Linked DNA regions of Mus musculus: regions 2 and 3 are each linked to region 1. Evidence: chromatin loops called from intact Hi-C (ENCODE). Cell type or tissue: heart. All regions are shown on one strand.

The links. Hi-C counts contacts between places; a loop is a spot of excess contacts. Peaks named below come from ENCODE experiments on the same cell type or tissue, not always from the same donor. Only the 100,000 strongest peaks of a DNase experiment are listed, where the experiment ranks them.
Region 2: it touches region 1 in a loop (2.8-fold over the local background); 3 of 42 quality-filtered maps call a loop at or near these places.
Region 3: it touches region 1 in a loop (4-fold over the local background); 13 of 42 quality-filtered maps call a loop at or near these places.

The regions. Positions count from the first base shown.
Region 1 is chr7:45,681,779-45,684,278 of GRCm38, forward strand. It overlaps Sec1 (secretory blood group 1), which reads right to left. Exons shown (of 4, transcript NM_001271578.1): 3 at 2,402-2,500. The coding sequence starts at 2,498. Ntn5 (netrin 5) reads left to right here and starts at 2,244. Exons shown (of 7, transcript NM_001358870.1): 1 at 2,244-2,500. In heart, a CTCF peak has its summit at 1,151 (motif pointing left); a DNase peak (open chromatin) is centred at 1,143; H3K4me3 peaks cover 591 bases; H3K27ac peaks cover 2,072 bases; H3K27me3 peaks cover 899 bases.
Region 2 is chr7:45,554,456-45,556,955 of GRCm38, forward strand. It overlaps Hsd17b14 (hydroxysteroid (17-beta) dehydrogenase 14), which reads left to right and starts at 473. Exons shown (of 9, transcript NM_025330.3): 1 at 473-611; 2 at 1,600-1,638; 3 at 1,858-1,940. The coding sequence starts at 524. In heart, a CTCF peak has its summit at 1,523 (motif pointing right); a DNase peak (open chromatin) is centred at 1,536; H3K27ac peaks cover 379 bases; H3K27me3 peaks cover 297 bases.
Region 3 is chr7:45,627,980-45,630,479 of GRCm38, forward strand. It overlaps Rasip1 (Ras interacting protein 1), which reads left to right. Exons shown (of 12, transcript NM_028544.1): 3 at 435-1,102; 4 at 2,161-2,500. Among named protein-coding and RNA genes, the nearest start is that of Rasip1, 1.7 kb to the left of the region's middle. In heart, no CTCF peak of the experiment used is centred here; DNase peaks (open chromatin) are centred at 1,082 and 2,302; H3K4me3 peaks cover 1,994 bases; H3K27ac peaks cover 1,312 bases; H3K27me3 peaks cover 688 bases.

The DNA of each region.
Region 1 (2,500 bases):
TGCTACTGACTGGCTGTGGTGGGCACCATGCAGTGTGGGCCCTCACTGAGGAGACCACGGTTTTAACCTGCAGGCTCTGCCTTGGCACTGCTGGGCTTGTGTGGACTCTGATATGCACAACTCATCTATGCTGGGTAGCTTTTCTCATCAACATGACATAAGTTACCAGGGACCTTTCTGACTGAGAAAACACCTTCATCAGATAGCCTGTAGGGGAGTTATGGGGGCATTTTCCTGATTAATTATTATGGGAGGTCCAACCTCACCATGGGCAGTGTCACCTCTGGGCAGGTGACCCTAGGTTATAGAAGAGCAAACCACAGACAGCAAACCACTAAACAGCACTGCTCCATGGTCTTCGCTTCAGTCCCTGCCTCCAAATTCCTGCCGTGAACTCCTGTTCTGACTTCCATTTATGATGGACTGTAAACTTCAGACTGAAACAAACCCTTTCCTCCCTAGGTTGCTTTTGGTCCTGATGTTTATCACAGCAGCAGAAAAAAGACTAACGCACCACCCTAAGGATAAGGCAAACAACCGCTTCCTCTCTTTATGTATCCAGACTCCAGCTCTCTCAGGGCCCCACAAAGTCTTCAGGTGTCTGCTGCACCATACTGATATCTGCTCTCTCCTGCTTATTCTCTGTCCAAGCCTCAGTATTAGGCAGGCCCCCTCAGCTCCTGTATCCCAGGGCCTTACTTTATTATTAACCATTTCTGGAAGTCAGAACATTCTTGGAGTTTAACTTGGGTTCCCAGAAAGGTCAGGCAGCTCTGACCACAGGACACAGCACAGCACACACACCAAGTCTCACAGAAATACAATGCTCGCCAGCACTACACTGCCTCACTTGCCCGCAAAGCAAACCCATCCTCCCCCACCCCAGCTCCTTCTTTTCTCATTGCAGTCATTTTCTTTCTCCTGGCTCTCTAGCCAACTCGAAGTGGATCGCCCAGCCCAGCCAGAGCACCAGGGAGCAGAGCTGGGCCAGAGAACCTGGGCAGAGAAGAGAAAGGGCTCAAGATGGCTTTGGGAGAGGGAGTGGATCTCGGAACACTTCCTGGTAAAGGCAGCAGCTTTGGGAAGTGCTCTGTTGCTGCCATCTTGAGGTGACGCCCAGCCTTCATCCGGCTATGCCGAGAGCGCCCTCTGGAGGCTGTTCCACAGCAAGGCCTGGAAGACTCAGTGGAGAGGCTGTGCTACCCACCTCCTTTGCCTGAGGCTGCAGACAGAGACCCTCTACTGTGGAGAGCAAACAGGCCTGAGCTCTCCCGAGGCTTGACCCTGTGAGGGTTAGGGTCTCGATACTTGGGGAGCTCCATAGCACCTCTGAATTAAGGACCAGCCACTTCCTGGGTGGGCTTGGCTTCCCCACAGCTGATGCTTTCTGGGGGTCCCCCAGCCAGCTCAGGCACCCAGAGCAAAGTGAGGAGGAGAACTCCCTCTGGAGACAGCGTAGGGACTTACCACGCTAGGCAGGCAGGATCCTGCAGCAGACCCAGACCTTCTCTGGATGTCTGACAGCCATCTGTCCTGCTCCACAGCGAGCCATTCGCAATTGTCTACAGAACAGACCAGCTTCCCGTCTTTCTGTCTAGAAGGTGGCCTGACAGTGCCAAGGCTGGGGCAAACCGGGGAGGACTTGCTGGACCCACAAGTCCCACGTGTCACCCTATGGCTCACACAGCCCTTGCTGGGGACATGGGTCTCAGATGTGGGATCCGTTGGCCTGAGCCTTCTCTTAAAGCTTAGTCCTCCTGCATCTGTGGGTCTTGTAGCTCTCATTTGTCCTTGTCCCTGCTCCTCTAAGATCCCAGCCTCAAGGGTCACCCGGCAGTACAGAGGGATCTCTTACTCCCAGGGCACCAGGTCCCTGAGTCTTGTCCTGGGCCAGTTCTGCACACTGGCAAGACAGTAGCTATGAATGGGGTGGGTGCTCAGGAACAAACCACACATATTCTCATCTTGCTCAGAGAGAAACCACAACACTCAAATGTTCAGACACAACAAGTTGTGGAAGTGTTTCAGGCTAAAAGCCCTGGGGCCTTTATCCACCAGTGGCTGGGGGGAGGGGGGAGCTGCCTTTGGCTTTTGCTACCTTCTTTTCCTCCCCAAGTTCAGCCAGGCTGAAAGTCTTCTCCGCTGCCCTCCTTGCAGGTAGCACTGGCCTCTGGTTTCCCCTACAGCTGATCTGAGGCTGGGAATTTTAGAGCTTGAAAGCAACTGACCTTAACACCGAGTTAACGCACTTGGGGCAGGAGGATGCAGGATGGGGAGGGGCTGGCTGGCTTGGGGTCGGCCAAAAGCAGGGGCTGGCAAGCTAAACTCCAGAGGTGCTGGGGCAAGTGGGAACAGGCCAGGACCCCAATCCCAGAACCCCAAGCTGTAGTCATACCCCTACCTGCTTGGATCCTTCTAGGCCGGCTTGTTTGGGGCCACCAAGCTTCAAGCCTGCTGGGGGCGACAGTGCTCCTGTCCCACGCAGTCTCGGGTGGCATGG
Region 2 (2,500 bases), 130 kb before region 1:
GAGCCTGAATCAAGCCAGAAGAAGTAGCCCTGGTCTTACAAGTCAAAGGAAAAAAAAAAAAAAAAGAAAAAAAGCCGGGTGTAGTGGCGCACGCCTTTAATCCCAGCCCTTGGGAGGCAAAGGCAGGCGGATTTCTGAGTTCCAGGCCAGCCTGGTCTACAAAGTGAGTTCCAAGACAGCCAGGGCTATACAGAGAAACCCTGTCTCGAAAAACCAAACCAAACCAAACCAAAACAAAACAAAAAAAACAAGTCAAAGGGAGCAAGGCTGAAGTCAGTCTGAGGAGGCAGAGCTGGGGTGAGGGTCCCTGAGTCTGAAGGAGGACTGTCAGTTTGGGTACCCTGGGACTGAAAAAGAAGGGCTAGGAAGGAGAGTCCTCAGTTCTCCCAGGTGTGCCTTCCTAGAAACACCCCCTCCCAAGGTCAGCCTTCAGTGACCCAGCCTGTATATCTGGTTCCACCCCACTGCTTCTCTGGACTGTGGAGGTGGGAAGAGGTCCAGAGGGCGTGGGATACAGCTGGGGATGGCTGCAGTAACCCGATATTCTGGGAAGGTGGTGGTGGTGACTGGAGGCAGCCGGGGCATCGGGGCTGCGATCGTGAGAGCCTTCGGTGAGTAAGGGTCTTCCCGCCTGCTGTCTGAATTGTTGTAGGAGAGAAAGGATGACTGACAGAGGTTCCCAGAGTGGGAGGAGGAGACTCAGGTTCATTTCTGTAATGATTTATTTGTTCTTAAATGATTTGTTTATTTTTATTTTCCTCTGCATTGTTGTTGAATCTGGCTGAGAGTATTAGATCCCTTGGAACTGGAGTTACAAACAGTTGTGAGCTGCCATATGGGCACTGGGAAATGAACCTGGGTCCTTTGGAATAGCAGCCAGTGCTCTTAACTGCTGAGCCATCTCTCCAGTCCCTCAGTCCATTTGGATTGTTGGGTCTTTGCTGATAGGTTGGTCATTAAAAACTCTTCCTTGGGCTGGAGAGATGGCTCAGCGGTTAAGAGCACTGACTGCTCTTCTGAAGGTCCTGAGTTCAATTCCCGGCAACCACATGATGGCTCACAACCATCTGTAATGAGATCTGGCATTTCTGGAGTGTCTGAAGACAGCTACAGTGTACTTACATATAATAAATAAATAAATCTTAAAAAAAAAAAAAAGTTCTTCCACTGGCCTGGCAGTGGTGGCATATACCTTTAATCCCAGCACTTGGGAGGCAGAGGCAGGCGAATCTCTTGAATTTTAGGCCAGCCTGATCTACAGAGTGAGCTCAGAACAGCCAGGACCATACAGAGCAACTCTGTCTCAAAAATATAAAAATAAAAAAAAAAATCTTCCCTGGATCGGTTCCTAGCTGCAAATGATAGCTTTGAGAGTATTATTGCCTATCGGTTTGGGATTTTTCTAGAATCCAGGATGGGGGCCAACAGCAGCTTAATGAAAAAGGTTATTTGTTGCAAGATTCTGCTCTTGTAAGAGGACTGAAGCCAGTCACAAGAGCCGCTGGAGTGGCAGGTGCTCTGGGTGGTGGCCAGCAGAGGGCACCAGAGATGGTGAGGAAAGTCTGCAGGGCTTGTAACCTTGTTCTCTTCTTTTGGCAGTGGACAGTGGGGCTCAAGTGGTTTTCTGTGACAAGGATGGTGAGTGATTCAGTGTTCGATTCTCCCTTGCCTCCTCCATCGAAAGGGATCCGCGCCTAGCTCTCCTCCCTTGAACCCAGCTCTGCTTCCTCGGACCCAGGAATTCAAGTCCTGGCTTTCTTCCCTCCCATCCAGGGCTCTTCCCTAGCCCTCTACCCTCAGACTCTGGTGTCCAAGCCTCAGCTCTCCTTCCTCAGACCCAAAATCTTTCTCCTGCAGAGGCTGGGGGCCGGGCTCTGGAGCAGGAACTCTCGGGCACTGTTTTTATCCCCGGTGACGTGACACAGGAAAGAGATTTGCAGGTGAGTGTTTTCTGTCCCACACCTGGTCTCCAGTCCCTCTTTCCAGCTACCCATGCCCAGGACAGCTCAGTCCCTCTGCCCTGCTCTCCCTCCCATCTTTAGGAATGAACAAAACACTTGCTTCCTGTATCAAATTTCTGACTTCCCTGCACTCAGAATCTGTTATGTGCCTCCAGGTTTAGCCCCAGTCTGGGCCTCTGTCTCTCTGTCTGTGTATCTCAGCTCCCCACCACCCTCAGGGTCTGTAGACCCTCCTTCTGAGGCTCTGCCTTATACACACACCCCTCTCCAAAGTTTTCTAAGGTGGTGTGCTGATAAGTGTTATATCAACTCTACCCAAGCTACAGTCATTTGGGAAGAGGAAATCTCACTAGAAAATGGCCCCACCAAATTGGCATGTGGGCAAACCTGCTGTTCATTTTCTTTTTTCTTTTTTCCCAAGATAGGGTTTCTCTGTGTAGCCCTGGCTGTCCTGGAACTCATTCTGTAGATCAGGCTGGCCTTGAACTCAGAAATCCGCCTGCCTCTGCCTCCCAAGTGCTGGGATTAAAGGCATGTGC
Region 3 (2,500 bases), 54 kb before region 1:
AAAGTGGGCAGTGGTTCCTGTCCTAAATAGACAAGCGAGCTGGGGGGTGACAGTGGAACACAGTGACGTCGAGGCACAGGGAGAGAAGAAGTGGGCACTGGGATGGAACGCAGTACACATCCCCTCTCTCTGTTCACCTATTTCTTACCAAGGGTCATATCTTTATTAATTTTATTACCTATCTCTCTTATCTCCATTCTTCCCACCGCACACCACCATCTTGGTTTTCTGCTCCCATCCCTTTGTCCCTTTTCTTTGGTTCTTTGTCTCTGACTCTTGAGTTTCTGTCCCTCCCCCTTTCTCGGTTTCTCTGTGTCTTTGGCCCCTCTTTCTGGGCACTATCTCTGGGTGTCTCTCTGTGTCTCTGTCTCTCTCTGTGTCTCTGTCTCTGATTCTCTCTTCTGTGTCCTCTCTGCCCACTTCTTTCTCCTCAGGTCCTCGTCCTCCGACACGGGGAGCCGAAGCAGCGAGCCCCTGCCGCCGCCGCCGCCGCCGCCGCACGTGGAGCTGCGGCGCGTAGGTGCGGTGAAGGCGGCGGGGGGAGCGTCGGGCAGCCGAGCCAAGCGCATCTCGCAGCTGTTTCGGGGCTCAGGGGCCGGCGGCGCCGGGGGTCCTGGCACGCCTGGGGGCGCGCAGCGCTGGGCCAGCGAGAAGAAGCTGCCTGAACTGGCGGCGGGTGTAGCTCCGGAGCCCCCGTTGCCCACGCGTGCCGCGGTGCCCCCGGGAGTGCTCAAGATCTTCGCTTCTGGGCTGGCGTCGGGCGCCAACTACAAGAGCGTGCTGGCTACGGAGCGATCCACCGCGCGCGAGCTGGTGGCGGAGGCGCTGGAGCGCTACGGGCTGACGGGCGGCCGCGGAGCGGGCGACAGCGGCTGCGTGGACGCCTACGCGCTTTGCGACGCTCTGGGCCGGCCCGCGGTCGGCGTGGGCGGAGGCGAGTGGCGTGCCGAGCACCTGCGGGTGTTGGCCGACGCGGAGCGCCCTCTGCTGGTGCAGGACCTGTGGCGCGCCCGTCCGGGCTGGGCGCGGCGCTTTGAGCTGCGCGGCCGCGAGGAGGCTCGACGGCTGGAGCAGGAGGCCTTCGGGGCTGCGGATGCAGACGGTCAGCCAGGGAAGGGCACAGAGACTTGGGGCGGGACTTAGGGGGCAGTAAGATGACTGGACCCTGGGCGGGAGGTGATGGGGACGTGGCTTACAGGGAGAGGAGGCGGGGCCTGCATGATAAAAGGCAGGGACCTGGGTGAGAGGTGATGAGGGAGGGCTCTGGGAGGTTCTGGTGGCAGGGCACACAGAGTGGGAAGACTCTGGACTGGATGTGCTGGAGTGGGGTGTAATTGGAGGGGAGCGGAGCCAGCAGGACAAAACTGGTGGTGCCATTCTGGGGCGGAACTTACAGGCCGGGTCTGATAAGGGCAGTAGGTAGCATGGTTAAGGGGTGTTAACCTACATGATATATCTTTTATTACTTTACCTTTGTGGTATAGCTTATTTTATTTTAACCAAGACAGGGTTGGAGTTCTAGGTGAAGGTTCAGTGGAATAACGTATATAAATGGCATAGCACATACTTAATAGAGAATAGGGAGGGCTAGAGAGTTGGTTCAGCGGTAAAGAGCGCTGGCTTGCTCTTTCACAGGACCCTGGTTCAGTTCCCAGCACCCACATGGCAACTCACAACTGTCCTTAACTCCGCTACTAGGGGATCTGACATCTTCCCGTAGATATAGATGCAGGCTAAACACCAATAACCACTCAAAAGAATGACAATTACTGTCGTCTCTTCTCTCTCAAGGGAAAAAAAAAACGCCTTTCTGAGCACACATTTCGAGCCACACATTTTTTATCTCTGGTGTCCACGGACAGATGAAGTGGAATCTTTTTTCCTCTTTTAGTGGAAAAACATGTTTATTCGTTAAGCCTCTTTCAGTAGGGAACTTTCTGTGAGTCTATGGACTTCTAGAAAACATTGTTAGGAAGAAATTATTGTTTGCATCTCCCCAGCGGCAGTTCTCACTGTTATTGCCTGGGCCAGTCGCTGACACACAGTGATTGCTCCTAAATGCATGTTAAAAGAATGCATTTCTCAGCTGACAACGCCAAGTTGGAGTCAGGCAAAACCAATGTCCAGAGTTAACAGTCTGTGTTCCTCATCTCCCCACAGGCACAAACGCCCCATCTTGGCGGACCCAGAAGAATAGGTCTCGGGCAGCATCTGGCGGGGCAGCTCTGGCCAGTCCTGGTCCAGGATCAGGATCCGGGACCCCCACTGGGTCCGGGGGCAAGGAGCGATCTGAAAATTTGTCTCTGCGTCGAAGCGTGTCTGAGCTGAGTCTACAGGGGCGGAGGCGAAGGCAGCAGGAACGCAGGCAGCAGGCCCTTAGCATGGCCCCAGGGGCAGCTGATGCTCAGATGGTACCAACGGACCCTGGAGACTTCGATCAGTTGACTCAGTGCCTCATTCAGGCACCCAGCAACCGTCCCTACTTCCTTCTGCTCCAGGG